Regions from separate parts of the Mus musculus genome. Here region 2 is linked to region 1. A link is a loop called in an ENCODE intact Hi-C map of the cell type or tissue named here. Cell type or tissue: gastrocnemius. All regions are shown on one strand. Each heading gives the region's core, and the rest is flanking DNA. Links, peaks and the distances in the headings are about the cores only.

Region 1 (15,398 bases), core at 2,347-10,346:
CATAATTTCCTTTTAATACAATGACTTATGATTCCCTTGAAACTTTCAAGGTTTGAAACTGCTTGGGAAGTTAATCTATACATTTTCTCTTTTACGCCTTTGTTACTTTTTAATTTAGTTCCCTAGTACCAAAAGTGCACTTAATATAAACAATAAGGAGGATTTCTAAACTAAAAACAAAATGAGAAGTTAACATCTTTCTTCCCACTTTCAGATCCACCAAGAAACACTAGTATAGAAAATAAAATATTTTAAGTGCAATTATGGAGGGGAAAGTAAAGATTAAATTAAAAGCTATGACTCAGTTGTTTTAAATGGGATTAAAAGTGGCAGAAGACAAGTAGATTTTAGGCAGCAGCACACTATGCCATATTCTCTACTTCCACTTTGGAGGCTAATAAGTAATATGAAGAGATACTTTCTGAGAAGGCATTTTTTTTTCTTCCTTTCAAATAGTATATATCTGTGAAAATTTTTTAAAGTGAAATATGCCCACATCTAAACCAACTTACTCCTGACCAGAACAATATAAAACAGAACTTGAGGAAAATCTAGCCAGGTGTGGTGAAGGAATCCTTTAGTCCTGTACCCCCGACCCAGGAGAGGTATGCACAAGAGGATGAGGCCAGGCTGCTCTACACAGTTCCAAGCCAGCCAGAGCTATATATATATGGTGATACCTGACTCGAAAAGATAGAACAGGAAGAAAAATTACACACTGAGTGTTCCTCCTGTAGCTTTAGATTGAGTAAACACAAAGAATCTTACACACACACACACACACACACACACACACACACACACACAGAGAGAGAGAGAGAGAGAGAGAGAGAGAGAGAGAGAGAGAGAGAGAATGAATGAGAGTGTGTCTGAGGAAGGACCTGGCATAAAGTCAACAGAAAGTCCTTCTTGCCTCATCGTCCCAAAATCTGGAATTACAGGTATAAGCCACCATGACTCACTATAAAAGTAATTCCATAGCTGAGCGTGGTGGCGCATGCCTTTAATCCCAGTACTCGGGGGAGGCGGGGGGGGGGGGGGGGCAGAGGCAGGCGGATTTCTGACTTCGAGGCCAACCTGGTCTACAAAGTGAGTTCCAGACAGAGAGAAACCCTGTCTCGAAAAACCAAAAAAAAAAATAATAATAATAATAATTCTATAAGTAAATCTTATACATAAAAAAGCCAGGTTTGGTGATAAACATCTTTATTAGCACTTGGGAGGCAGAGGCAAGCAGAACTTGTGACTCAGAGGCCAGCCTCAGCGTCTACACATAGAACTCCAAGACAGCCAGAGCTAGATGACATGTGCAAATCAAGGTTTTCCAAAAACTTTAAGTAATATGATGATGAGTCCTGACTGTAGATTTGATAGAATTTAGAATAATCACATAAACGAACCCCTGGCCATTGTAAGGGAGCTTCTAGGTGAGGTAACTGAGGTAGGAAGCCCTACCCTACACATGGATGGTACCATTCCATGGGCTGGACATCCTGGACAGTATAAAAAGTGAGCTGAGTCGGGCATGGTGACGCACGCCTTTGATCCCAGCACTTGGGGGGCAGAGGCAGGCGGAATTCTGAGTTCGAGGCCAGCCTGGTCTACTGAGTGAGTTCCAGGACAGCCAGGGCTACACAGAGAAACCCTGGCTGGAAAAAACAAACAAACAAACAAACAAACAAGTGAGCTGAGTATCAGCATTCGCCTTTCTGCTAACCACAGAGGAGCAATGTTACCAGCTTTTTCATGTTGCCATGGCTTCACCACCATGATTAACAGCAACCTCACACTGTAAGACAAAATAAACCCTTCCATCCAGCCAGCACATGAGTGAGGCCATGTCAGAATCCCCTATCTCAATTTGTATGACCCTATAGTGTTTCCAGAAGTTGGTACTGTATGTTACAAAATGCTACAAAAGTAAAAAGAACCTTGACCTGGGGGTCAAGGCCCTCTTTTACAGGTGTCCCCTAAAGACCATCAGAAAACACAGGTTATTTACTTACATTACCATTCATTAACAGTAGCAAAATTAAAGCTGAAGTAGCAAAATTAAAGCTGAAGTAGCATTGAAATTAATTTTATGGTTGGGGGTCACCACAACATGAGGAACTGTAAAGAATCACAGCATTGGGAAGGCTGAAGAACCAGGATAATCGTAGCATAGAAAAGTAGAGGCAGGAGCATCAGGAATTCAAGGACAGGCTGGACTAACCAAGACCCTTTTCTAATGATTTTTTTTTTTTTTTTGGTCAAGAAAAGGAAAAAGCAAGTAAGAAAAAGAAACCAAACAAGTAGCAAGTTATGGCAGAAAAAGCACAAGGTTGGCAGGACAAGCCTAGTCTGCAACTGAATGTCACTCTAGCCAAAGCTATGCCCACTTTAAGCCTCAACCTTGGCAGACAGGCCGGGCAGTGGTTGGTGTACACCTTTAATCCCAGCACTCGGGAGGCAGAGGCAGGTGGATTTCTGAGTTCAAGGCCAGCCTGGTCTACAGAGTGAGTTCCAGGACAGCCAGGGCTACACAGAGAAACCCTGTCTCAAAAAAAACAACAACAAAAAAATATATATATAGGCAGACAGTCACTTAGAGTTAAAACTCAATGGTGGAGTACTGCCTAGCATCAAGCTGGCTTCCACCAGGAATATTTAGAGCTCAATTACCTAACTGGTGCTAATAAACACAAGTTACAATCCTCAAAAGATGGAACGACAAACTACAACATCTTGATTACATGAAAGAAAAAAAGCCATACTTATTGGAAGCTACCTTTGTAAAATGCTAGCTAATTACTGATTTCATACAGTCCTAATTTGTAAAGCATCCTTCGGTTACTTCTCTGCTCTCATCCTAGACTGTAATGAGTCCTAATCAAAATCCAGGCTGTTCTGACTCCAAACCCTGCTAAGTCGTACGTACACTGTGCCTCTTTGACAGCACTTTCTGCTCTCAATGGTTTTAACTTGGATGACCTTGAACTTGTGATCCTCCTTCCTGACGCCCACTCTCAAGTGCTGCATCTACAGTGTGGGATACTAGGGAAGGCTACTGTGCTGGAGATTGAGACCAGGGCGTCAGATGTCCGGCAAACACTCAGAAGCCACTCTTCGAGCCCCTAAGCCTTTTTGCTGTGTAAAAGTGTAACAAGTCGAGAGTCGGGATATCCCAGTCAGGAGGCTAAGGGAAGAGGATCATAAATCTGAGGACAGTCTGGGCTGCATCTCGTTTCTGAAAGCATCTTCCTTGAAGAATATACATCTATCAGTTTATAAAAACTGTATTTACCTACTTTACATTAAAAGGACATGCCTTAGTTATGTTGACTGCTCTGAACAAGTGGCAGGGGAATTCAACCCTGTCAAGGCCTTGATATGTTACAATGTTAATCTACACTTTTTTTTTAATGGGAGGGCTAGAACTGTAGCTCAGTGTAGAGGATTTGCCTATGTAAAAGACCTTTTGTTTGAATACCCTAACTGTAGATAAAACCTCTCTTAAGTCACTGATCTAGAACAGAAACAAATATGGAATTTATAGCTAGGAAAAAAATCATACTATGAGGGCAAATAAGATTCAAGGAAATTGAAGAAAGAAAAATATAAACAAGAAATACATTTTAAAAGTATCATTATTGAATCTGATTTACCAGATATAATTTTGTCCAATTCCACAAGCTATGTTGACTGAAAGATAACACAAAACCAAGTAGGAAAAATAAACTCAACAGAACTAATACAAGTGACATATAATTGCTATAAAATAGATTTTACCCTTAAAAAAAAAAGTAGCTACAGTGTGCGTCTATCCTTTCAGTGCTAGTAAGATGTTGTACTCAAGGGAACCCTGGGCTGTTCAAGGCTTACAGAGTCCTGTTTCACCAACCAATGTTACTGCCAAGGGATGGGGTATTGTAGTTCACTGGCAGATCACTTACTTAGCATAGTGCAAACCACCCCACATACCCTGCCGGACACAAAAAAGCAAACCACTAATACAGAGAAGAATGTAGGCAGTAGAACACATTCACAACCTACATAGTTACTTAGAAAGAAAGGTTCTTGATACACTTCCATCCTCATGTTCATGGAAGACACTAATCTCCACACTGAACTCCATCTTCCAGTATAATTCAGGGTAGGTATTATAGACAAACGTGTGTTATCATTGAGAGCTATTCTCAAAATACCATTCAAGTCAACTTCATAAAGAACTGAAAGATTATGTATTTATTGTTAAATTTATAATAAACATTTGTTTCCCAAGACAAAAGACTCTTTAAAAATTGTTTCGGGTTTTTTTTTCCTCTGCTAAACAGAATAAAATAGGTATGTGGTGGCTCCCACCTCTAATACTAGCACTAAAGAGGCTGAGCAGTAGAATCTGGAGTTTGGGGCCAACTTATGCTACCTATTAGTTTCCAAGCCACTCTGGCTACAGAATGAGACCTTAATTTAATTTTTAAATTTCATTTTAAAAAACACCTCAAAGAGAATAAAACATCTAGTTAATACATTTTTAACTAAGAAAATGTGTTTTAGAAAAAAACTAACCCTCAAAACTGAGTCCTAGAAAATTAACTTTTTGGAAGCTCATTTTTAATAAAAGATAACCACCTTTTATTATGTATCAAATAAGGTTAAAGCACACATTTTAAAATTAGAGATAAAGAGTTTCTAGTTTGGAAAACACTAGCTATCATTTCCAGTCTGAGAAAGGAGCACACACACCATTGGTTAATAAAACACTACTTCAAAAAGCTTAAGAGAAATGCAGGGTAATATGAACACTAGAAAGAATGTCTTATTTGTCACCTCTTTCCAAAAAGATTATCAAAGTCTCCAGGAAGTGAGCTAGTAAAGGGAGAAATGAAAACAGGTTCCTGAACTCTAGGAAGCTCCACATGATGCCTACCATCCAGTAACCCAGAGAAGTGTAGTCCTTCAAGACAGCTTGTGACTAGGTGCTTCTGGCTGTCCTGGAACTCCCTATTCACACCAGGCTGGCCTTGAACACACAAAGATCCACATGCCCGAGTGCTGGGATTAAAGATGTGAGCTAGAGTGAAGAGTCTTGATAGAGGAAGTTGTAAATGTATGCATAGTGTATGGTGTAAGTGAGAAATAATAGTCTAGCAAAGTCAAACACCAAATATTCTAGTAAGAAACTAAGAACATTCCAGGTTCCTGGCCTAATATCAGTTAAATATACATACAAATGACAGCAATTCAGGAATAAAAACTCCATGAAACAGAGCTTCTCTCCATCCCAAGTTCAAGCACAAAATACTGTGACATTAAAACAAATTGCTTTGAAAAATTGTATATTGCCCATTAGAAGTCACCTTATTAAATTACACTTTTTAGTACATTTCTACAGAAGAGGCATGACTATAAACACACACTGAAGAGCTCACTACGTATAGCCTTTATTTCCTGTTATTTAAAGACTCAAGAAGTATGTTAAAGTGTTCACACTACATATAAAAGCTCAAAGCATTCCTGCCCTTGACCTACCTTCTCCCTAAAACAGGAGTGAAACTTGAGCCATCTGTAAAGACTTCATAGTCTAAAATCTTACTTATGTCAATTCTCATTTGGTCAAGTCAACACACTTTTTAAAAAATAAATTTAGGGCTGGGTGTAGTTCAGTGGTACACTTTGAGCACCGCAAAACGCTGAAAAGTAAAATTTCATACTTACCTATGTTGCCAGAGCACACAAGGCAAACAAAAGCAGATCAACTTTGATCGGTAAGACAACAATTTTCAGTACATAAACATGACACCCTGAAAGAAGAGCTAATGTCTGGGCAAGCTACTTTAGGGGGAGAGTAACATTCATTTAGTTTAAGATTACAGAATACCTGTTTTTCTAAATGCTTTTATCTCTACCTGTATTTTTAGTAAACTGGGTACTTTTTGGAGGGGTAAAAAAACTCAAAACTTCCCAAAGATCCATCGCTGAGATAAGTAAAGAAAGCCGATCAGGAGCCCTCCTGTTCTTCCTTTTCCCGCGGCTAGAAAAGAAGACACTTCGCAGACCCCAAACCCAGGCTCCAACACTTGGCAGTGAGACGTGAAAACTAGGACCGCTGCTCGGACTCCGCACTCACCTCCTGGATGCGCCTCCTGGCCCGCTGAAGCACCTCTTCATAGCCCTTCTGCCGCAGCTCGCTGAGGCTTTCGTAATACTCCTCCGGATCATCCGTCTCGGTGAAAAGAACCTGAGAAAGGATCTTCCAGCCACACGTGTCCAGGCCGTGGCCCAGGTATACCTGGAGTTGGTAACATAGAGCGTCGATCTCCTGCTCGGTCATCTCGGGGGCGCCCCCAAACAGCACCGTCCACATGCCTGACGGCTCTTCGGGGAACACCGGCAGACACGGCTCCAGCTGGGAGTTTACCGAGCACAGCTGCTGATGCACGGCTCGCAGATCCTGGAAGGAGAAAAGCCCGGCCCAGCTGCATTCTTCGGCCGGAGACTCCAGCTCCGCGGCAGACGGCGGCTGCTCCGAGTCCGGGAGCGGCTGTGGCGCCTCGTCCTCCCTCACCATTTCCAGGACCTCGATCTCCTCGGAGACCGCCCCGGAGGCACTCACCACCCGCACCGACGACACCGGGGGCACCGGGGGCGCCGGCGGGGCTGGCGTGGCACTGGCGGTCGCATCTCGGGATTCGGCGCTTCTGCGGAGCGGGCTGGCCTTAGCCCGCGCGGGGCTACGGAGAGGACTCTCCGGTCCTCTGCCCGCGGGACCCCGAGGAGGATCCCCCTTCAGGCTGCGCGCGCTGCGCGGAGAGCCGCCCTCGGCCCAGGCCTGGCTTTTCCGTGGCCCGGGACTCCGGAGCGCTGCTGTAGCAGAGGCAGCGGCCTCTGACCGACCCCTGGCCGCGGGGCTGCCCGGACCGCGACTCCCATCAGACGCGGGCGTCCCCGCCTGTTCCCGGGAACCGCTCCTCTGTCTCTGGGCCGTCCGGTTGTGACAGGTTATAGCAAACTTGCCTTCGATCTCGTTCCAGGCCACAATGAACACAAACTTGTGCTTCTCGCGCTCGTCGAATACGTGGGGCCGCACCGCCACCCAGTCGGACTCGAGTGTCTCCTCCAGCGCGAACGACATGGTAGCTCCGGTGCCCGGCGAGGGGGGTCGCCCGCCCGGCCGAGTCTCCGCGGTGGCCGCGCCCCCAGCTCACCCTTGCGGGGCGCCTGCAGCCATCTTAGCGCGCCGGCCGCTCACCCACCGGCTCCTTTGTGGTGCGGCTCTCAGAAGAGACAATACGCGGCCCGGAGCAGGTAGTTCACATGGTCACGTGCGGCCGGATCTGTTTACAAGCCGCTCGCTGCCGCAGCGCAGGGCCCTGGGCCGCCGGACCGGCCTGCGCGGAGCCGCGGGGCTGCGTGCTGAGGCGCGCGTCCGCCGCTCGCCCGCCGGGGCCTACCTCCCCGCCGCCCCTCTGCCCCCGGCCAACAGCGCCCAGCCAGCCAGAACCAGAACCAGAAAGCAGACTCCTAAAGCGCTAGTCTCAGCGTCGCCACAATGTTGCCATTCGGCTGTGACGTCTGCGGCTCCACGAGGGACGTAAACACGGGCACGTGCGGCACGCTGCTGACGCGGCGGCGGCAGCAGCGGCAACGGGAGCGGCGGCGCGCGTCCCGCCCGCCCGGCGGCGCCCCGCCCCCCTCCGCGTCCCTCCAGCCGCGCCTGCGCGCCGCCGCGTTCCTGGCCCCAGCCCTGCCCCCTTTTTCCCGGCCCGGAGTCTGTGGCTGCGGGATGACGCTTTTCTGCAAGATGAGAGACTGGTGTGCCCGGCCGCACAGGTTGCTTTGAACCCCCGGCAAGAGGAGCAAAGGCAGAGGGACTCTGAGACTTTGTTCAAGGACCTTGATGTAGCCCTCCTTCACCCTAAGTGAATCTGGATCGCCAACTGTGTTCAGACGCGTCCTAAACAGTCCGGGAACTCTGCCTTGCTTTACAAGGCTAAGCCAAAGGGTTCCATTCTCCCCTGACATCCTTCAGACACAATTTAAGTTAGACATGTATGCAAAACAACTCAGGAGAATACGAAAACAGTAGGAAAATTCAGTCACGTCCTAAAGAGCGTGAACATTTGTCTCAATTTATCCTTCTTTTATTGCTTCGGCTTTCCTCGTTGTGTACTGTTCTGAGAATCTCTTTGGGCAGTCACTGCACTAAAGTTTTGACATTGTATTCAGTTATCAGAGTTCCCAGAAAGCACAAACAAAAAGTTTTTATCAGCCTGGCAAGGCAGTGCATAACTATAATCCCAACACTTGGTGAGTAGAGGCAACCAGATATGGTAATTCAAGGCCAGCAGGGGCTACAAAAGACCTTGTTTCAAAAACCAGCCAGAAAAATCCAATTATTCATACTAAATTGTGTTGAAACATTCCTAATATTGTCTAGTAGGTTTATAATCCACTTTATATTATTGGCGTCATCTTTCCTGTCAGTGTCTAAGGCATCAAGCAGGCACTAATGTATAATAGGAATTAGTTCTTTTACTTTAAGCCACATTTCTAAAACGTGTGAAAATCATCTGAGTCACCCTCACGTTGTCAGCTACACACAGTTTTGTATTGGCCTGACATCTAAATTGATAGTCAAAAGTTTTAGACCTATCTCTTGGCTGAACTTTTTTTTTTGTTTTGGTTTTGGTTTTTTGGAGACAGGGTTTCTCTGTGTAGCCCTGGCTGTCCTGGAACTCACTTTGTAGACCAGGCTGGCCTCGGACTAAGATATCTGCCTGTCTCTGCCTCCCAAGTGCTGGGATTAAAGGCGTGTGCCACCACCGCCTTGCTGAACATTTTAAACTTTAAACATCTGCTTTGAAACCCATGCCTACTCTTGGACCAAACACACACACACACACACACACAGCAAGATTCAGAAAAAGATAAAAATGACTTCAACCTTTTGGAATTCTTATAATGAGCTGCATATTTTCAAAGCTTGTACATATGTGTCAGCTCTTCCGTGCAAATCAAAAGCACCTTTGAAAACGCTGGGAGAGACCCAAGTATGGTGGCCCACTCCTTTATTCCACAACTCAGTAGGGAGAGACAGTCAGATCTCTGGGAGTTCATAGCCAGCTGGTCTACAGGGAGAGGGAGAGGGAAGAGGGAGGGAAGGGGAAGAGGAGGAAGAGGGGAAGGGAGAGGAGGGAAGGAGAGGGAGAGGAGGGGGAGGGGAGGAGAGGAGAGGGGTCTGGGGTGTTACTCAGTGCTTGGGGTACTTACAAAGCACTCATGAAATCCTGAGTTCAATTTCCAGCAACACAAAAATAAATAAAATGCTAAAGGAAAGAAACCCACTGCAAATTGGAGTCTTCAGCAAGTAACGTTACAGAAAAATTGTCCTTTTGATAAAAAGATAACTGCTTAGTTTTTTTGTTTTTTTGTTTTTTTGTTTTTTTTTTGTGATAGAGTTTGAAATCACCAGCTCTCTTTATTCAATACATTTATAAATCTGCAGAATGCAGGCTAAATATGCCTAAAAGAAATCAATGCCAGGCTTGGTAGCTATACCTCAATTCTACCATCTGGGAGTCTGGGGTAGGATTGCCTCCTGTAGTCAGCCTGAGCCACAAGGTTAGTCTACCTCACACAAAACAGAGCAACATTTGATGTACATGGATTAACTGTCATACCTATCTACTGCTATAAAATTGTGACTTATCACAAACCACGGAGGGGAAACGGGTTCATGTTTACACAGGTGTTAAGTATTTTCCCCTAACATACTTGCCACTGTGCTTTTTCAAATGGGAAGTCTCGCTGTTTCAAGTTTCCCCTATCTTAGTCATTGTTAGCCGACAAATGAAAAGAAACAAGCCAAATTCCCATGACATGTTACTGTAGTGCTCTAGCATTCTCTATTTAGGTCCATATCTGATTGTTGGGTGTGTAAGTTACTCCCTGGGAAGAGGTAAAGCGACAAGAAAAGCACGAACACACCATGGCAACTTTGAAAAGGCTTAGAAACTATCGAGGATTGTTTGGTAATCTGGGAACTATTTTAACACTTTGGGCCTTTTAACAGAAACTCTAGTCGTCTGTGATGTTCAAGAAGCCTACCATTCCCTATACAATGTATCCCCACAATGCCATGCAAGGTAGGTATGAAGGGAATGAGTAACTTTAGCTTTGTATGTGAGGGAACAGGAACCCTGGACACTTACAATCAGCCTCAAGGGGAGGAAAGTGAATGACAAGTTCAGGGAGCAGGTGCTAAATTCACTGACAGCCACACTAGATTTTCCCAGAAACAGACTCTGGAAAGAAACTGGGAGACTTCAAGGCCTGGCAGAGCTAGGGGAAAGTGAGATATGAAAAAGAAAAGAGATCTCAGTAGGATTTGGTGCCTTGCATAGTGAAGCATGTTGAACTACAGGACAAAGTATGACTCTCAGGGGTCCATCTCTGATGGACATAGTGAAGCCTTGCTTGGTCATTGGAGGCCCACCCTGAGGAAAGCATGACATGAAACTTGAAATTGGCTCAAGAAGACCGTAACTACTGAGTACTGTCAGTTGATCAAGTCTTACAGCTGGGGTCGACCCTTGTTTTTGTTGCTTAGTTAATTTTGAGTCTTGTTCAAAGAGTCTTACTTCTTAGCTGAGCCTGGTCTTAAACTTGCCCACCTCCTATCTCAGCCTTCCTGAGATGATGGACGTAAACCACCATATCTTCCTCTGGTAGCTGTGAGGAAGTGAGTCTTTCATTTATCTATTTATGTATGTGCTTATTTATTTTGAGGCAAGATCTCTCTATATCACCCTGGCCAGCCTGGCCTGGCCATGTAGACTAGGTTATCCTCTCACTCACGGAACTCCGCCTCCGCCTCCGCCTCCGCCTCCGCCTCCGCCTCCGCCTCCGCCTCCGCCTCCCAAGTGCTGGGCTAAGAAGCATGTGCCAATCTTGAAGGAGGACTTGATTTGAACATCTTCATATCTACCACAGCACAGCCCTGTGTGTCACATGACTGTTTCATAAACACATCTGGGGAGCTGCTCTCCCCAAATACTAAGCCTCATGTTTTGAACAGAAATTTTTATAAAGGAGGTTAGGGCAAGCTACAACCTCTATGACTCCAATTGCTTTCATGGACATACCTAACTTATTATCTTCTCCGTTCTGCATTCTAAAGTCCTCTGCTCTCCCTGCTAGCATCAGGTGCTCACCTGGTTACAAGGTCCAAAATCCTCATTCTTGAGAGGTCTGAATCCTGATAATTTTGCTCATATATCATTACTATCATTACATCACCATACATGTTATAATTAGGCACGGTGGCATAAACCTGTAACCTTAGCACTTGGCAGGATGATCAGAATGATTCAGGTTGGCTTCAACTACATTGTAAATGTAACTTTTATTCACCTGACGGTTTTGTCATCTCGGAGGCTTACTGCCTCTGTCTGCTAACCTAGGCCTTGTCCTGGAAGCTTCTAGCCTCCATACAATCTTATCTAGGCCTAGAGTGTGTTCAGCCTCTGAGACTTACTGCTGAATAATACACCCTTTCTAGGTATTTCTGGCTGGCTGGTCAACTCAGCAGTTCTAATTCAAAGCTCCTCTCCACACTGACAGATTCAAACTGGCTTCTTCCAGCTTCTGACTGAATTGCTCTGTTTGGTCTCATGCTAACTTTGACAATCTGTTCTAATCTTCTGTCTTCACCTGTGTCTAGCTTGTTCTCTCCCTGCACCCTGTCTCTATACAACTGTCCCAGTAGCTCTGCCCTCTCTCCTTTTTTCTCTGCACTGCTCTGTCTTAAGTAGCCTCTCTTTTCTCTCTGTTTTTGTGAGAGTTGGGCATAGCCTACTCTGTCAAATCTTCCTTTGATTCACCCCTTTGTCTGCCTCTCAATTAGACATCACTTTCAAACAATGGTGCTTACTTCCACAAACTAAATTAACTTTCATTGTTTGGGATTAAAGGTGTGAACTAGTATGTGTCTGTATTCCAGCCAGAGGGATTAAAGGTGTGTACTAAGGGCGTGTCTATATTTCAGCTAAAGAAGCCATAGTACTGGTTTAAAATACCTCTATAGTACATAGTGAATTTGAGGCTGATCTAAGCTACGGTCTCACAAAACAAAACAAAACGAAAGAAGAAAGCCTACTAGGGCAAACACCCCAGCGCATCACTCCAGTCCACGTGTGCTTCTTCTTCCTGCAAACCCGTGCTCAGGGCTAAGGAGCTCTTCTTATGACACACTGATTCTTTATCTTGTCCTAGCTGACAGAACCCAAAATGTCCAGTGGAAGATGTTGCCTTAAAGTCCAAAGTCCTTTGCTATGTCCCAGGCAAAAATAAATCCCAAGACCCCTAACCCTGAAGAATCCAGAACTGCGGTGAAGTCCTGCGAGTCTCCAAGAGTGTATGGAATGAGGCCATTCTTCATCTCTTGGTTCTCAGACTCATGTATTCTTCCTACTGGGAACATATGCCTTATAAATGTCTATAATTCATTGTTTATACTAGTATTTTTCAACCTCCCTAAAGCTGGGACCCTTTAATACAGCTCCTCATGTTGCGTTGACCCCCAATCATATTTTCATTGCCACTTCATAACTGTAATTTTACAACCATGGATCATAATGTAAATATCTGTGGTTTTCCTATTGTCTTAGGCAACCCTTGTAAAAGAGTAGTTCAGCCCCCAAAGGAGTCACAGCCCACAGACTGAGAACTGCTGTTCTATCCCATCCCCTGGAGGGTTGTACACTCATCCTTTCAGGATATTGCCTGTGAGCTGGTATTTCTCTTGTGCCTTCAGCATACCAAGCTAAATCTGCACTTAGCCACCTGTTTCTACAGAAGACAGTTTATAATGCATTTGTAAAGTGGGCCCTCCAGTTGGACTTTATGATATTTTGAATCTGTGGACCACATACTGTATAAATGGCTTGACTATTGGTACTGGCTGAGACCTTGGGAACAGGAAAGGCAACCCCATAGAAATGGAATATCTCTTCCTCTGGGTGGCCCGGGGTGGCCTTTACAGAATGAGAGAAAAGGATCTCATGTAGCAGTCGTTTAGCTACCAAGCGCAAACTTCTCAAACAACCGTGACACACGGGGGCTCACCATTGTCTTATTAGAAGGTCATTAGGTCAACCTCAGTAAGTATGGATCCATGGATCCATGGTTTTCTTTTCTTTCTTGTTTTCTTTTTCCCCCTTTGCTAGGGTGGGGATCAGGGCCAGATGATGTTACTCTGTAGGCCTAGCTGCTCTGAAACTTGCTTATGTAGCTCTGCCTACCTCTTCCTCCCAAATGCTGATATTAAATGCATACACCACCATGCTTGGCAGAATCCACACTTTCCAAACCATTCACAAACCCCATCTCTGCCACTGTGGCCGTTCACCTGCTTGCCGTGACAAGGAACATCAACAGCTCAGGTTGTTTTGGCTGTATGATGCCCATACCATGCAGGTGCCTTCTAGAAGGGGCATTAACATGATTCTTAAAAGCCTTCATGCTGCTCGTCCATTCTCATGTCATTGTACCTAACTTCTTGTCTCTAATACTCTAATTTTTCTCTTACTAGGCTTGCGAACATTTATCACTGTCTGCTGATCTATACATAGTTTGACTCTGGGCCCCTTATTTCACACTGTGGATAGTTGGATGTACTTCTATGAAGCTCTGCCTGCTGCAAAGATGTCTTTCACACAGTTAGTTATCCATCTCCTTATTCATGGTCATCCGTGGACAAGACTTTGATGTAAACAGGATCTAATTCACTCACATATGGACCACATGGAGGTCCCATGACCATATATTCCACCAATTGCACGCTGAGGAACCCGTGGTCATGGGCGATAGCAGCAGCTGCAGGATTGCAGCTTCTCGGGCATTTCTCTTGCCTCCTCCATTGGATTTTTGTTTGTTTTGTTTCGAAACAAGAGCTATAGTGTCGGAGATGACCTTGTGCCTACCATGCTTCTGCCTTGGCCTGTGCACCCTGCTTGGCATCCATTTACATTTGAAAAACCTTAAACAGAATAGCAGAGCATTCCTCTCCATGGTACATTGTCTCAAACTCACCACCAGCAAACACTCTAGAAATGGGACTACCACCATATGAGTGTTGTCTGCTTCTGTGCGTGTGCACCATTTGTGCCTGGTACACAAGAAGACCAGAAAGGAGTAAAGGTTCCCTGGAACTGAAGTTTAAAATGATTATAAGTTGATGATTATAAGTCGCCATGCGAATGCTAGGAGCCAAACCTTAGTCCTCTTGAAGAAAGGCAAGCACTCAACGGCTGAGCCACCTCTTTTGGCCACCTAGGGACTATCATCTTTTATCAAGAATACTGCTGTTCCACTTATCATTAAGAATTTGTTGCTTGGCCCAGTGTGATAGTACACGCCTTTAATCCCAGCCCTAAGGAGGCAAAGGCAAGCAGATCTCTGGGAGTTTGAGGCTAGCCTGGTCTACATAATGTGTTCCATGTTATCAAAGCCTATATAGTGTGACCCTGTCTCAAATAATAAAATAAAACAAAAAGAATGGGGGTATTTGTGGCATTCAGCCAGAAGGTGAGTGACCAGTCTCCAAACCCAGCTTCCTCCCTGTTCTCTGAGACCACTTTTAATATATCCTGTGCCTGAAGGATCTCTGGGAAGCAAGCCACAAAAGAGTGAGGAATGTAGGCATTTATAGATGAACATCTGTGAAAGAATAAAGAAGACTGAGTTGAACAGAGAAGTCAACGACCTATCTTCAGACCTCAAAGCAAGAAGTCAAATCAGGGGCCTTCCTGCAGCAATGATTGTTAAAGGACAGGCCAGCAGGACAGAAAATGGCAGACTGCTGGTAGAAAAGCCTTCCTCAGTCATTGCGCGGAACCACCTCAAGAAGAATGTGACCTTGGCAACCTTTGTCACAATTTATCATGAGCCAAGGCCACTTAAGAAGTATATGAGCTCAGCTAAAAGCTGAGACAAGGGCTGGTGAGATGGCTCAGTGGGTAAGAGCACCTGACTGCTCCTCCGAGGGTCCGGAGTTCAAATCCCAGCAACCACATGGTGGCTCACAACCATCCATAAGGAGATCTGACTCCCTCTTCTGGAGTGTCTGAAGACAGCTACAGTGTATTTACATATAATAAATAAATAAATAGATAAATAGATAGATAGATAGATAGATAGATAGATAAAGCTGAGACAAGCTGGTTTGTGGTAGTGGCCATCCATGACACAGGAGCCTGAGGCAAGAGAACCTCAAGTTTGAGGTTATCTGGGCAAACTAGCAACTATCAAAGGAAGGAAGAAAGGAAACAAACAAACATGAATCTGGAATTCTGAAGTGCCTGCTGATTTCATGCAGCTGAGCAGCAAGGTTTTCTTTCTTTTCTAAAAATTTA
Region 2 (15,398 bases), core at 4,946-12,945, 180 kb before region 1:
ACCTGTAAAAATGATTTTTTTTCTCTCTCCCCTCATTTAATGGTCAGCAGTTGATTTTTTTTCTTCTAATCTGTATAAGTACTTAAGCTAGGAAATGAAGGTGTTAGAAAATGTTCTGGTCAGTTGCACCAATTTTTAAATGAGAAAATACTAAAAAATTAATATTGGTAACACTTGAAGTATGCCTTCCCTTGGTTATATGCAGCCTCACAGTTTAAAATGTGGTTTTTTAAAGCCACGTTGGAGTGTCACGTGCACTCTCACCTACACACAAAATCAAGTGGCAGTTTTTCACCAAGAATGCTTCATTCTTCAGACTGGAGTAGCATCATCAAAGAAGAGAATCCGTTTTCTGCATCTCTTACATTACATGAATACTCATTGTTGTACCAAGTGAAGAGTGAGATTAATACTAAAGGAGACTACTATTTGAAATATGAAATTAAGCTATCTACATGAAATACATTTAGATACTCAGCATAATGTGTTTATAAACAAATCACTTGCCTTTTTGTTAAAATTATATTTTTAGGGCTCAGGTGTAAAGAGCACTTATTCAAGAGGATTTAGGGTTGATTCCCAGCACCCAGGGATCGATACCCTCTTCTGATCGCTGCTGGCACCAAGCTTGCAAGTGGTGCACATACATACATGAAGGCAAAACACCAGTACACATAGATTAAAATTTAAAGGATGAATAAAATAAAAAATTAAAAATGACATGTAAAATAAGGCTGTAATAGAATTCTGCCTGGTGAGTGATGTAATTTGAATTTGCCCCTCCAAAACTCAGTGCCAAAACTTCATGGCCAATAGCTGAGTATTAAGAGATCTAGAAAGAAGGGCTGAAGAGACAGCTCAGCAGTTAAGGGCACTTGCTCTTATTTTCCTCAGGTCTGTACTTGGGAACGTGACACCTTCTTATTGAGGGTGGCTTGGTTTACCTGCATTGTTGAAAGAGGAAGGGTAGGTGGAGAAAGAAGAACATACCATACAGCAAAGGCATTTACAGACATCTCCACCCTTTGTAAGTGCATAAGCACACAGCCATCTGGGCCTCTTTGAAGCATAAGTTAATATTATGTGACCTTTAAAGTTTCCCAGGCAGTCCTTAAATTACCTTACTTGGCTAAATATCCAAAATTTCACGTGGATAAGGAAATTTATATATTACAGATGGACTATAATAGAATTTACATTTACCTTAATTAAAGTTATAATTAGGGAGTAAAGAAATTATTTTTCAAACCAAAATAAATGATTAGGTAGAAAAAATGACTCCTGTAATACTAGTTTATGAACTCTCTGGAAAAGGAAAAGAACAGCTGAAACCAACAGTTGGCAGAGTCTGTCAAAGTTGCACCAGCAGTTTTAACTGGAGTGAGGTCAACTGAAGTCTGGGTGTGTAAAAAGTGTACCAGGCCCCTTACAAATAAAGATAATTGCATATGTAATATGAAACCTCCAGAAGCTTCAGCGTCTCCCGAGACGTGCCTGTTAGGTAATATATCCTAATGCGGCCGTGAGTCTGGCGCTCTGTCGGGCACTTGAGAGGGCAACATATACCAAGTCACTTCAACCAGTTATTTTGTGCTACTTTGTTTTTACTTAGCTTAATAATGCCTGTTTCTATTAAGAGGTAGTTATGTTTAAAATGGAAGTTTTCCCTACAAAAGGATGTTGAGATTTTTGTTTGTTTTTCTGCTATCTATCTGTCTTTGCAAACTTTGAGCCCTTCCTCTTGCCTTAAAGCATGGAACTGGGTGCTGCTACGTTATTACCTGGAGTCTCATTTTGCTTATGGCAGGGGTGGTAGCAAAAATGTGGAAATGTTGATCCACCATCACAATAGGCGTGCACTTTGTAAAGGCAGCCCAACAACGTAAGTACAAGTCCTTAGTTCTTTCTTAATTTTACCAAACTTTCAGCACCAGTTATGTGTCATAGACTCAGCTGAGTGTTATTGAACAGTCAGTAAAATGCGCTTCTTCCCTAATGGAGTTTATAGCTTAGAACTGGGGATCATGGTTAAAGTAAGGTGTGAAATGTTGAAAGCAGTAAAAGTGGGCATTTGTGAGGCCCACGGTATATTTGTATGAGGGGATATTTGCTGCTATTTGAAGGATAAAAAGACTTTGGAGTAGGTGATATTAAATACTAAAAGGTGAGTACAAGTAGGCCTTGTGGACAAATTAGAGGGCATTTAGGTAGAATAGTGATTGACAGCACCACTCCATAAAAGCTTTGCTTGTGTGGGCTCCTTTTATATAGAAGAGCGAGTCCCCAGAACTTTGTCCAGGGCCAGGCTAGAGCTTTGTAGGCCAGTAAAAGACTGGGTTATACTATAGACTGGTGTTTAAACTTAAAGAGACATGACCTAGCCTTGTATGGCATGCTCTATAAACCTAGTCCTTGGAAAAATGAGGCAGGAGAAGACCAGCCTAGGCTATAGAAAGAGCTTGTTTTTTGTTTTGTTTTATTGTTTGTTTGTTTTTAAAACCAGATAATAAAAATATGATCCATTGGCAGCATACATTTTTATGCTGTGACCTAGTATTCATATTTAAATATAAAATGACATAAAATATTATTCTTACTTTATGTGATTGCAGTCTGATAGTTTCTACTTAATTATATTCCATTTCATTTTCAAGAAGAAATGGTAGTGAAGACCCATTAATTGGTATTAACAAACCTGTGGCTCCAACTGGCAATTTAGAAAAACATTGTTCTTGGAGGTATGGGAGGAATCAATCAATATGAGACGATAAGCAATCAAAGCACTAACAAGAAGGATCAGAGAAGTAGTGAGAAAAGGCTAAGCTAATTCAGATTTGTATGTTGTGTCCTGTAGAAACAACAAGCTAAAACAGTGACTCTGACTGGGCAATGGAAATGGAAGTGACAGGCCCTGGGACATCTCAGTGTACAGAGGGAGAGACAGAGAAATAAATGTGTAGCTGGACTTTAGAACTAGAAGTTCCCAAGTACAGAGTTAGAAATGTTGGGAACTGCATGGTGTGCTCAGATAAGAGGCCTCATCACTTAGGAGAGCCGTGAAACACTGAGGTGGAGAGGTGGCAGAGAAACTGTCCTTACACTTAGTTGCTGACAGTCAGGATAAAAAGCATTCACATTTCAAAAGATCAAATCTCTGTTCTGCATTGAGCTTTCTTTCAGTCTTAGATATTGCTAACTGAATAGAAGGCCAGGAAAGTGAATCCCAAATATTTACTATTATCTGGTACCCTCCATTCCTATTTTAAGGCTTAAATCACGGTTTTAAGTAGCTCTAGTACGTTTAGTTAGGACCTGTCTAGTTAAATGTAATGTGCAGGTTTTTGTCTGTGTTGCTTGTGTTTAATACACTCAGTGGAGACGATGCATTTTGCAAAATGCATTACGTTTGTAAAAGAAGTAAGATTTTCCTGGAGATCAGAAACTTTTATTTTTTTTTAACTGATTAATTTTGAAGAATTATAAGAATTCAAATTAACTACAGAAAATTTTGTGTGTAACAAGGAACTTTTAGGTAGCTTTAAGTCCATGTATGAGAACTGGGAAAAAAAAAATCAGATTTTTTTTTTTTACTTGAGACGTAGGGTCTTGCTAAGTAATTCAGATTGGCCTCCAGCTTTGCTCTTACTGCTTAAGTTCCCAGAATAGGTGTGTACCACCACACTCCATAGAACTTTAACCCTTTCTGAATAGGAGTATACTTAAAATTTCAGCAACAAAACCCCATTCACTGTGTATAAATAAAATTGTGTGTCTAGACTCTTTCTTTTAGGTCCAAAAAAAAAAAAAACCATCTTAAAAATAACAACACATTCTTTATCTGGACACCTTCCTTCTTTCCTCCTTCTTTCCCACTCTCTTCCCCTTCTCCACCCCCAACCTGCCCTACTTTTGAAAGGTTTATCTTGTACCCAGGTGGTCTAGAACTTGTGATCCATAGCTTCCTCAGTCCTTGAGTGTTGGGGGTGAGCAACCACACTCAGCTTCAATTTATGTTCTTAATTGTTAACACATCATACATATTGATAGTCTTCCCTTACAATTGTAAAGCTAGCATGTTGGCCGTTTTGTGTCCCTAAGTAAAGAAGGAGAAAGGGGAAAGGAAAAAAAAAACCCCAAAACTAAATTAATCCTTGCTCTTTGTTTGTTAAAAGACATTTATGAGTAATTGACATGCATATCTTTGTACTATTTTGACTTTTTTCTCTACTTTTATTTTTTTGTCTTGCTTTTATAGTTTCAAAAAAGCTATAATGGATCTTAAGTCCATTATGGCTTTTGTAAAGCTAAAGTACTTTTTAACTGAATTTCATTTATACTTAGTTATCTTTTCTACTTTTAAGGTAGACTGACCAAATATTTTTCTCATTTTTAAATTAGAAAATAAAATTGTTCATGAAAATAAAAAAATGTCTAGTCAAAGTTTTATAGTAATGGTTTACTTGTGCAGTTTTTCTAGCTCTAGAGAAATCATGTTAATCTCTTTAAAACCTAATATTATCAAACGTTAACTCTACCCTGGGGGTATGTTGCTTTTTTTCTTTTTAAGTGAATGTGTGTGTCTAGAGAGGGGTGTGTTGGCATGTGTGTAGGAAGCGGCATGCGCAGGAATGCTTATGGAGGCCTGAAATTGACATCAGCGTCTTCCTCACTACTCTCCATCTTAGATTGCAGCAGGGTCTCTTCCTGAATATGGGGCTCACTGTTTTTTGGCTAGTCTAGCCAGCATGCTTTAGGGAGGCCCTGTCTCCATGTCCCTTCCCTCGTTCTGGAATTACCCCACCCACCTGGGTTTTATGTGGGTTCTGGGGATCCAAACATCACACCCGGCTTCACAGTTGCTGGGTAAACCATGGAAGCATCTTTCTAGCTCTGGATATTTTCTTTCAGTGTTCTATAAAACATGAAGAGCTCTTCCTTATTGTCTTTGAAATGAAAGGGTTACTAACAAGTTCTAAGGGTTGTAAGAATTGACGACTTTTTGTAAAACTACCAAATAAGAATTAGAGTGGAAGTGAAACAAGAACTATTCCATCATGGTTAGCATGCATTTTCATTATTGTATTATAAGGTTGTTTAAAGTCATTGTCACCATGTTTTATATCTAATGTTGTATCTGGATCCATGTGTTTCTGTGCTGCAGTGTCCAAAAGACCATAAAAGAGGATGTCATTGACTTCTTAAATATCAAAGAAGGATTTGTTTCTAGTTCCACACTGTTTTTAGTTGTTGAGTCTTAATAAAATATGCCAAAGGTCCTGGGCATACAGCTCAGTGATGGAGCAAGCTGCCCAGCAAGCTGAGGCTCTGGATGCAATGCTTGAACTACTGCTTCAAGGAGACAGGCAGTGGGAGCCTTACCTCTAACGTGTTTCCATGGATGAAAATCACACTGTGTTTCCTAACAGATGAGTTTGCAATACAGAGCCACACTTCTAAAATTAGCTGAAAGGATTGAGTGAATTAGGTTCCATTCTTAGTATACAGAAAAATCCTTATTTCTAGTAATTTGGATATCATTTATTTTTTATTTTATTTTTTATAGGTAGACTGTTAGAGATTATTTGTTGTACTTATGTATGCCTCAGGATCACTTGAGAGCTTATTGTAGCCTTTTTGTTTTTCTTAAGTATTTGTGAGACGTCTCAGGGTTATTCTGTAAAGTATTTTTGTGATTTGGAATTTTTATCCCTGGTTACTTTCAGGTTCTCCTGGCTCATAATGATCCCTAGTAAATTATCTTGAATGGAATAAACAATCAAAGATCTCAGCATCTCAACTTAGAAACATGTTATCCCTATATCCTCCTATTCCTAAACTTAGATTGGATAGTTACTTGAAACCTGCTATCCCTTTAGCTTTTGGTGTGCTGCCTTTTGGCATGTTTTTTTTGTAAAGCGGTGCTCTTTTCTATCTTACTCTGTTGTTTCGAATGTTTATCTTTTGGCTTCTAACATTAAAATCATTAAAATGTGTATGGTTTGCTTAATTGCCCTGCCAGCTTCCATCATTTTACTTAGTAAGGACTCCACCTACTCTTTTAGTATTACTAGGGATCACTAAGTATTACTAGGGTTCAACTGAGTGAGAAGAGCTAGGAGTGGTGGCACATGCCTTAAGTCTCAGCATTCAGGAGGCAGAAATAGGCAGGTCTCTGAGTTCAAGGCCAGCTTGATCTATAGTGTAAGTTCCAGGGCTACATAGAGAAACCTTGACTCAAAACAAAACCAAAAAAACCAGAGTGAGAGGTCTCTCAAGCCATCCTTACCCTGGCTTTTCTAAGGTTCTTTGTTGATTAAAAAAGCACAAGTAGTTCTAGATCTGGCAGGATGTTCTTTTACTTTTTCTGCTAATAGTCAAGAATTGTATTATTTTGTGAAGTCTTTGATAAGTTCATGCATGTATGCTGTGTGTTGTGAACAGTCACCCCATTGCCCTCTCCTATGCTTCCTTCTCTTTTATAAATACCCACCTCCTTCCCAACTAGCCCCTTCCCACTTTTGCATGTTACTTTGAGTGTGGGTCTGTGCATGTAGTCACAGCTGCTGTGTGTTTGTTCTTGATGAAATTGCCTGTGTCATATCTAGAAACCAGCATTTTATAGGACTCCTCTACAGTGGTTCCCAACCTTCCTAATACTGCCGCCCTTTAATACAGTTCATGCTTTAATATACCTCATGCTGTAGTGACACCCCCACCCCCATCCCACCATAAAATTATTTTTGTTGCTACTTCATAACTGTGATTTTGCTACTGTTATGAATCATATTGCAAATATTTTTAGAGATAAGAGAGTCACCAGAGGGGTCATGACCACAGGTTGAAAACCACTTTTCTAGTACTTAACAGTGTTCCTGCTTCCTCTTCCTTGATATCCCCCGGGTCTTGGAGGGGATGGTACAGATGTGCAGTTGAGGGATGAACATTCTTATTTTCAGCATTTACGACTTAAGAGCCTCTGTATTGAATGTCAGCCACTGGAATAGGAAGTTTCTCTGGCCAAGGTAAATAGCAGTGTTAATCTAAGGATATAGCTATAAATATTTAGAAAGCAGTTTGATTACATATCTATTTAGCTTAAGTAATGTACAGAATTTTAATTGTGTTTTTTCTTTATTGCATTCATTTGATATTTTATTAGTGTTAAATATGTTTGTGCTCCTATTTCCATGTGGGATAAAGTATAAGACAGTAATGACAGTGTTACTGTTTACATTTATTTTGTGACAAATTAGTGTATTCTGAGTATCAGTATTTAATCCATAGGTAAATTTGCAGTTTTTTTTAAATGTGGCAGGAAGCTAGTCTATAGAATATTTTCAAAAATGGTAATATTTGCCATGATGCTAAAGTGTATAATGAAGCTGGAGAGATGACTCAGTGGTTAAGAGCACTGACTGCTCTTCCAAGAGGGCCTGGGTTCTATTAAACAAACTTACATGGCAGCTCATAGCCATCTGTAACTCCAGGCCAGGGAATCTGATGTTTTCTTCTGGCCTCTGGGCACCAGACGGGCATAGAGTGCACAAAGATGAATGTAGGCAAACACATAAAGTAGTAAACACAAAATGTAAAAGAGTGTGTATTTTTCAGGACTGCATACACAAAGTATGTTTGTATATACAACAAATATGGAAAAGGAGGGCTGTAAAGTGCTGCCATGTTTCTAGGAAGACTACTTGTGAGGTGTTTTGAGTCTTTCTGAAGTGTGTACTTTCTCTAAAATGAATACATTTAAGTCAGCGACTGCTCATACATACAGTTATCTATGCATTTTTTTTAAAAATCAGTTTTAGCTTCTGCATCTAACATTTTAGTTCATTATTTTCCAAGATTGACTAAAGAAGTAGTTATTCTACTGTTCCAGTAAAAACTGCCTTAAATGTAAGGATTATTCTGTTGACAGTTACCGGAATATTAATGCTATCTGCATCTTTATGGAGAAAGGGCTCCAAAGGAACATGTTCCTAGTGGAACATTGCACAGCTATGAAGTGATAGCGCATGTGTGGAATCTTGCAGCTGGGGGAGCTCTTGTCATTGTTCCGGGAACCTAAGTGGGTGCTCAGTGATTGCTTTGGAAAGCTGTGTTTAATCCCTCGGAGTTCTTCTAGAACATTCAATTTTAGTGCAAACTTGGTATCTTGGTGAGTTCCTTAAATGCATGTCTCTTGTCTTTAAGATGATAAAACCCTGCATTTTACCTTAATGTATTTAAATCTGCTTAATGCATTAGATTTGGAATATATTGAAGTACTTTAAGTGATTTGACATTATTGCACATGTTTGGTATATAGTGTTTCTACCAGTGATTTTAAATTGAAATTTTTATAAGCCAACCCTCCTTGTAGTACTGGGCACTTCAGCCTCTGGAACACTTATGCAGATAGAATCTTTTTCTCTGAAGATCTCAGGCTGGTGGGTGGAGGAGGGACACTTAAGATGTCATTTTGGAACATTTCTCCTATGCTAAAAAGCACAGACTTACAAGTGGAAGGCCAGGATATAACATTGCCGTTTCTGAATCATATGGTTTCTATGTCACTTGTTTTTCTAATCTGTAAGCAAAAGCTGGATCATACTGTACCAGATTCTAATTTGTCATCATTGTTTTAAAAATTATTTTATGTGCATAAATGGTTGGCTACATGTATACATGTACACCACACGCTTATCCGGTGCCCATGGAGGCCAGAAGAGAGGTCTCCTGTAACTGGAGTTACAAACTGTTCTGAGCTGCAGTGTGGATTCTTAACTGAATCCCTAGGTCCTGTGCCCTTCTTTTGGAATTACCTCCTCCTGAACTCTAGTGTAGCCATTAGCCAGTCAGAACAACACATGGTAGTGTAAGGTAAAAAGGAGTAGGGTTAGTGAGCACTGTGAGAAAGTGAAGAGACCATCCACACCCTAAACACATTGTCCTAAAAACCTCTAGTCAAAGAAACACAGCTCTAGCCTGATCTAGTATTTATTTTGCAAACTATTATTATTATCATTACCATTTTTACAGCAGTTGAGGTGTGTTAGATCAGATACAGTTTTGAAATGCATTACCTTGGCTACAGCAGGAAGAAAACTTTGTTATAGTATGATACTGGCAGAAATTAAAATCAGATTAGTAGTTCTCAATTGTGAGCCTGTATCAGCATCACCAAGAGGGCTTGTTAGGTTTTCTTTACCTTCAGAGGTTTTTATTCAGTGGGTCTAAGAGTAGGCCAACAAATTGTGCTAATGAATTTGCAGGTGGTGCTGCTTCTGCTGCTGCTGCTGCTGCTGCTGCTATAGTGACCTTACTGAGGGATGCTGAATTCCTTCAGTGAAGCTCACTAACGCGAGAACTGTCTTTTCAGAAAGCTTACCTGATTCTTAAAGTGTCTCCCATTCCCTCCTTACCTCCTTCCCTAGGCACGATCCATACACTTTAAAGTTAGAAAGACTCTATTACAGACTGGGGGCAGAAACACTTGATTTAGCAGCAGACCTATTCTTTGTAATTTAGAAGATCCAGGACAGTCTGAAGCCAATCCTTTTGAACCTGAGTGCTTTTAGCCATACTCAACAGGTATAACCATTTTCTATTCAGGGTTTCTCCTGCTTTCTGGCATTTTTAAAATGCATTGTTTGTAAAAATACTTGTTATATCTTTGATTTCTGAAGTTTTCTATTTTAGGAAAAAATGATTTTATTCTAAATTACTGATTTTTTACTTAGTGTCAGACTGCATTGTGTGTCATAAGTACTAGACTTTTATTGTTATGTGACAAGCTAGTAATATTTTACTGGCTTAAAACAACTTACTGGTTTAAGACGATTTATTATCTAGAAGTTTCTGTGGTCATGAGTATAGGAATTGACAGCTGAATCTTCCTCATAAGGCAGTCCAGGTGAAAGCTAGAATTGGGATCATTGACCGACTCTCATATTCCTGTTGTTGTCACTAGAATTAATTTCCTCACTTGCTGTGTGCCTTCCAGACCAAAGAGCCTCCTCTTGGCTAGCCATTTACAGAAGTCACCTGCATAGATCTAGACCACTTAGGATAATAACCTCCCTTTTGATTACCTCACAGTCAGCAGATTTGTGATCTGTCATTTGTGTGCACCCCTACTCTGTAGTCAACAGTTCATCCTCTCTCTAGAGCAGTGTTCACAACCTTCTAATGCTGTAACCCTTTAAGTTCTTCATGTTGTGATGAACCACAACCATAAAATTGCCGTTTTGCTACTATTATAAATCCTAGTGCAAATATCTGTGTTAATCTATGGTCTTAGATGACTGCTGTGAAAGCACAGGTTGAGAGCTGCTACTGGGGGCAGGGGTGGATTATGCAGGACGTACCCATCAAGGGAATGATAGCCTTGGAGGCCATCTTGAAATTGGCATATCCTACCAACTGCACATGGTTCTTATTTTTTTCAAAGTCTTTTTAACCTTTTAGAATTGCCGTCTATGCTTCTGCTCCTACATGGACTGGTTACTCTCTATGCATTCCAGAACTGATTTTCATTCATTTGCTGGATACTATGTCTTTCGTGGCATTTTGGGTTTTTTTTGTTCTTTTTTTTTTTTTTTTTTTTTTTTTTTGGTTTTTCGAGACAGGGTTTCTCTGTGTAGCCCTGGCTGTCCTGGAACTCACTTTGTAGACCAGGCTGGTCTTGAAGTCAGAAATCCGCCTGCCTCTGCCTCCCGAGTGCTGGGATTAAAGACGTGCGCCACCACCGCCTGGCGTCTTTTGTGTTTTAACCACACATTTTGTTATAATTTTATACTGTAATATAATTCTGGGATAGGTAGAAGATAACGTTTTTCAGGTGTTATATATGTAAAATTGTTCTCTCCCAGTTGTTGAGTGTATTTATATAGAAAAACATTTTGTAAAGACTCCTACTGTGTTCTAGTTTTTAGTGGTATTGAAGCTGATTGTTTCTGCCGTTTGTTTCTTGATGTGTATTGTTGGTGCTCTGGACCTTCTTGATGATACAACATGGGGTGTTTTTCTTGAGTGTTCTTATTTGTCCATTTGCTTGCAGTGCTGTGGATTGAACCCATGGCCTCCTACATGCTAGGCATGTACTCTGCCCCTGATCTAGATTCCCAGCTCTTCTGTGGTTTTTACTTTCTAATCATTTGTTCTTTAGTATTTGGAAACGTACCTCCCTAAGTTTGGAGATTTTCTTGTATCTTAAAGGAATAATTTCCCTCCTCTCCCTACTTCCTGAATCAGGCAGGGTCTTATTCTGTAGCTCATGCTTTAAACTCTCCCGCCTCAGCCTTCTAAGCACTGGGACTATAGATGTGTGCTGGCCAGAACTATTTTCTTACCTTTTTCCTCTTCCCTCTTTATAACAGATCTCCTTTCATTCATGCATGAGATTTTAATTTCTTTAAAGAAGGTTTTGCACACACGCACACACAATATCCATACCTCTTAGATTCCTGAGATAAGTATATTTTCCATTACGTGTGGTGGGGGGTGGTTCTTCTCTCTCTCTCTCTCTCTCTCTCTCTCTCTCTCTCTTAGAGATTTATTCATTCATTGTATATGAGTACACACTGTAGCTGTACAAATGGTTGTGAGCCTTCCATCTGGTTGTTGGGAATTGAATTTAGAACCTCTGCTCCCTCTGGTCAACCTTGCTCACTCAGTCCCTGCTTGTTCCAGCCCAAAGATTTATTATTATAAATAAGTACACATTATAGCTGTCCTCAGACGCACCAGAAGAGGGCATCAGATCTCATTAAGGGTGGTTGTGAGCCACCCTGTGGTTGCTGGGATTTGAACTCAGGACCTTCAGAAGAGCGCTCAGTGCTCTTACTGCTGAGCCATCTCACCAGCCCTGTAGCTTCTTTTCTTAATACTCCTGTTTCAAGCACTGCTCCCGTTTGTGGAAAAGGTATTGACGTTAGAGCAGAGGTAGAGTTGGGATCCCAGTGCTCTCTCTTAGATTTTAGCAAAGCCCCTCAGTCCTCTGCAGTCACCTTGCCTCTGTCTTCTGGCCAGTAGGCTGTTCACATTTCCTTGTACTGACGATTCAGCTACTATATACTTCTTTTTTTTATACTTGAGAAATTCATTTTCTGTTCTTTGATATTATGGATTTATACCTTCTTTTTCTTCACTTTGGCTTAAATGCAACTTTAGAAAAAGAAGATAATTGTGTGTCATTATCTGCCACGTTTAATCAATCACTGATTCTTTCGGTCTTGAATTTATATAAGGCATCTTTCAGAATGTGTTGACACTATTGATTAATTGGAGTTTGGTAGATGACAAAAATACTTTCTAAAAATCTGTCTGTAACTAACACCCGAAAACTCAAGAATAACGTAATTGGGGAGCTGGAGTGATGGCTCAGTGGTTAAGAGCAGTTGTTGATCTTTCAGAGGACCTGACTTTGATTCCCAGCAGCCACATGGTGGCTTCCAACCCGTAGAACTCCCAGTTTCAGGGGATCTGATATCCTTTTCTGGTCTTCTTGGGAACCAGATGCGTACATGGTTCACGGGCATACTTGAAACCAAAACACTAATATACATAAACTAAAATAAAAATATTTGAGAGAGAGAGAGAGAAAAAAGCAAAATAAAACAAAAAAGAGACCTCTGCATAACTTGCTCTCCCTGCTGTATTGGACAAGCCAACGCGTGAGTTGTCCTCCAACATTGTGCCTCTTGAGCACTTGTAAACAAAACAAAGCAAAGCATTAAGCACTTAATTTGTGCCATGAGTCAAGCTAGGTACTGGCAATAGACATGTAAACAAGAAATTATACTACATACTGTAATAGAATCTGAGCATGCGGAGAAGGAAGTTCCTTGGACAGTCAGGTTTTTTATATAATAAGACAGCTAAGTTTGATATGAGGCTTGAAAAACAGAACAATTGGAGGAAGATGTGAAGAAGGTGGTTGGGATATTTCAGGTGGGGAGATAGTGTGGGCAGTTTCTGGTAAAAATATCCTTGTTAGAAAGGTAAGATACATAAGAAAGACATGAGTAGAGAGCTTCTAGGGCCAGTTCGTGACTATCATGTTAAAAGTGTTGTACTTTTTCCCCAGGTTAGTGGTTTTCTTGTTTTTTTATGTGCCCGTACCCATAAATGATTTGGAACATCTTTCTTCATACAGATATATTTATAAATTATGTCCTATATGCATACATATTTTTATATAAGTACATTTTGTATAATAGGCACATAACTTATATAATAGACATACTTGTATATAATAAAACGTAAAAGTAGCCATGAGTAAAGAAGCTAACGATATTGCTTTAAGCAATGGTGGCCAGTAGAATAATTTCAAACTAGTAGTTATTATCATCCTTGCATTTTATTAATCATTCAGTTGACAGTGTGGGCAAGTGTTGTGTAAGAAGTAACTGGAATCGAAAGACACTTGAGTTTAATTCCAATGTAGGTTAGTTGCAGCAGTTTAGTCAGGAATAATTGTTTGAGTTAAAACACTGCTCTAGGGCATGGATTCAAGAAATTTAATAGTGATGTCTCTTAGAGTTGACAGTAAACTAGATACATTTGGAGAGTAGGGGAGTAAAGATGTTGGCTTGCTTAACCATGAATTGAGGTAGAGAATCAGTTGGAAAGAGGCAAGTTTACATTGGAAATAGGTGGTGATTGAAAGTTGAGGCATTTATGGTCATCATCATCGAGAATATCTTATAATTTGGCTAGGGATAGAGTTTGGGGAATCATTAGAATCTATAAGTACTGGTTGATGCTGTGAGTGTGGATGAGCTCATTCAGGATATTTATAGAAAAGAACAGGCTAGGCTTCTCTGGGAATCATCATTTTAGGAGCAGGCGGAGGAGCTGGGAGAGCTGTCAGTGAGAGAACATGTCATACAAATTAAGAAAATGAGCTTGAAGAAGGGAGTACCTGGGACCAGATTAGTAGAACGACCGGCTGAAGTAAGGAGTGCCTAGTGAGTTTCCTTCGAGAGTTCTTTAAAGACTGCATTGAAAACTCTGTGCTGCCTTGGAAACCAAATTGCTACAGAGTGAGGGTGCAGGATGAAGGAGCAGATTAGGAACATGGACATCTATGTTAATGAAAAGTATCTTGGGGATAGGAAGATGGCTGCAACAAGAGCATTCACACAAAGGTCTGAGTTCAAATCCGCAGAACCATGTAAAAATTTCAAAATGGTTATAGGCCTGGAACTTCTATAATCTATAGGTGAAGATAGGAGAGTCACTGCACTTGCTGGTGACCAGCTGGATCCAGGATCAGTGAGAGGTGCATCTCAAGGGAATAAAGCAGAGCATGAAAGAGCAGAGCACATACTGCTCACACCACATACATTCTCCCTTTCTCTCCCAGACCGACACAGACACACACACACACACACACACACACACACACACACACACAGAGAGAGAGAGATATACACACACACACACACACACAGAAATATCTGTAAATCAGTGTAGTTTCAAAGTTTTATAAGGTTCAGAAAGTTGAGTTTTTTTGTTTTAAAAAATATAGACATTCTTTGAGAACCAGCAACTGGAAATATTTTTAAAATAACAAGGGGAAAATTGTTGAAACATAGGACAGGATGGGATATGGAACATAGGTAAAATAGTTAACTGCTAGAAATGTCTTTCTCATAAACTGAGGGAAAAGGTGAAAAGAAGGCTATGACTGTATTAAGATTGTACCTTAGAGGGCAGGAGACCTGTAGGGAGTTCTTTAGTTGATAGACTCCACTTTCTCAATTTGTTTTCTGGTTCCTCTAACATATATGAATGTGCCAGACACTGTTCTAAGTGTATGAATCAATCTATAAACAAGCCTTGCCTTTAAGAAGGTTATATTCTAATCACCAGAATCTAGTGAATGATAAATGACTAAACCATCTGCTGAGTGTAGAGTACATACTCAGAGCCTTGGAAAGAGAGGGAATCCTGAGAGAGGTTTCTAGTCATGGCCTCTGATAGCTTTAGGGCCTTTTAGGCCCAACTGAGGTAATGACCATAGGTTTGGGTGATCTTTGACTGTTCTACTCAAGTGGGTAGAAGAATTTTCATGGCTTCTGTTATATTGAAACATGAAAGGACTATGTCTGACTTTTACTGTTCTGTTCAGGTTTTTTTGGCTTGTGCTTTGAGACCTGGGTGGCCTGGAATTGACTATGTAGATGAAGCTGGTCTCAAACTCACAGAAATTTGTCTGCTTTTCTACTCCCAATTGCTGGGTTAAAGATATGGGCTACCACACTTGACCTCAGAATTATTTTAATGTTTTCCTTTTAGTTGCTTGTTTTCTTCTTAGAGAACGTTCTGTAATCTTAGAAGATCAATTTCATAGTGGTTTGTTGAAAACCATCACTTTCTTCTTTCCCTCCCTTCTTCTTTCCTCT

Evidence for each region. A loop is a pair of places that touch in the nucleus more often than their neighbours do. Peaks named below come from ENCODE experiments on the same cell type or tissue, not always from the same donor. Only the 100,000 strongest peaks of a DNase experiment are listed, where the experiment ranks them.
Region 2: it touches region 1 in a loop (2.3-fold over the local background); 15 of 42 quality-filtered maps call a loop at or near these places.

Annotation. Positions count from the first base shown.
Region 1 is chr13:93,492,190-93,507,587 of GRCm38, forward strand. It overlaps Jmy (junction-mediating and regulatory protein), which reads right to left and starts at 7,619. Exons shown (of 11, transcript NM_021310.3): 1 at 6,113-7,619. The coding sequence starts at 7,117. In gastrocnemius, for the core only: no CTCF peak of the experiment used is centred there; DNase peaks (open chromatin) are centred at 6,173, 6,620, 6,825 and 7,637; H3K4me3 peaks cover 4,806 bases; H3K27ac peaks cover 4,273 bases.
Region 2 is chr13:93,306,479-93,321,876 of GRCm38, forward strand. All of the region lies in intron 1 of Homer1 (homer scaffolding protein 1), which reads left to right. Among named protein-coding and RNA genes, the nearest start is that of Homer1, 10 kb to the left of the region's middle. In gastrocnemius, for the core only: a CTCF peak has its summit at 8,036; no DNase peak of the experiment used is centred there; H3K4me3 peaks cover 1,394 bases; H3K27ac peaks cover 2,689 bases.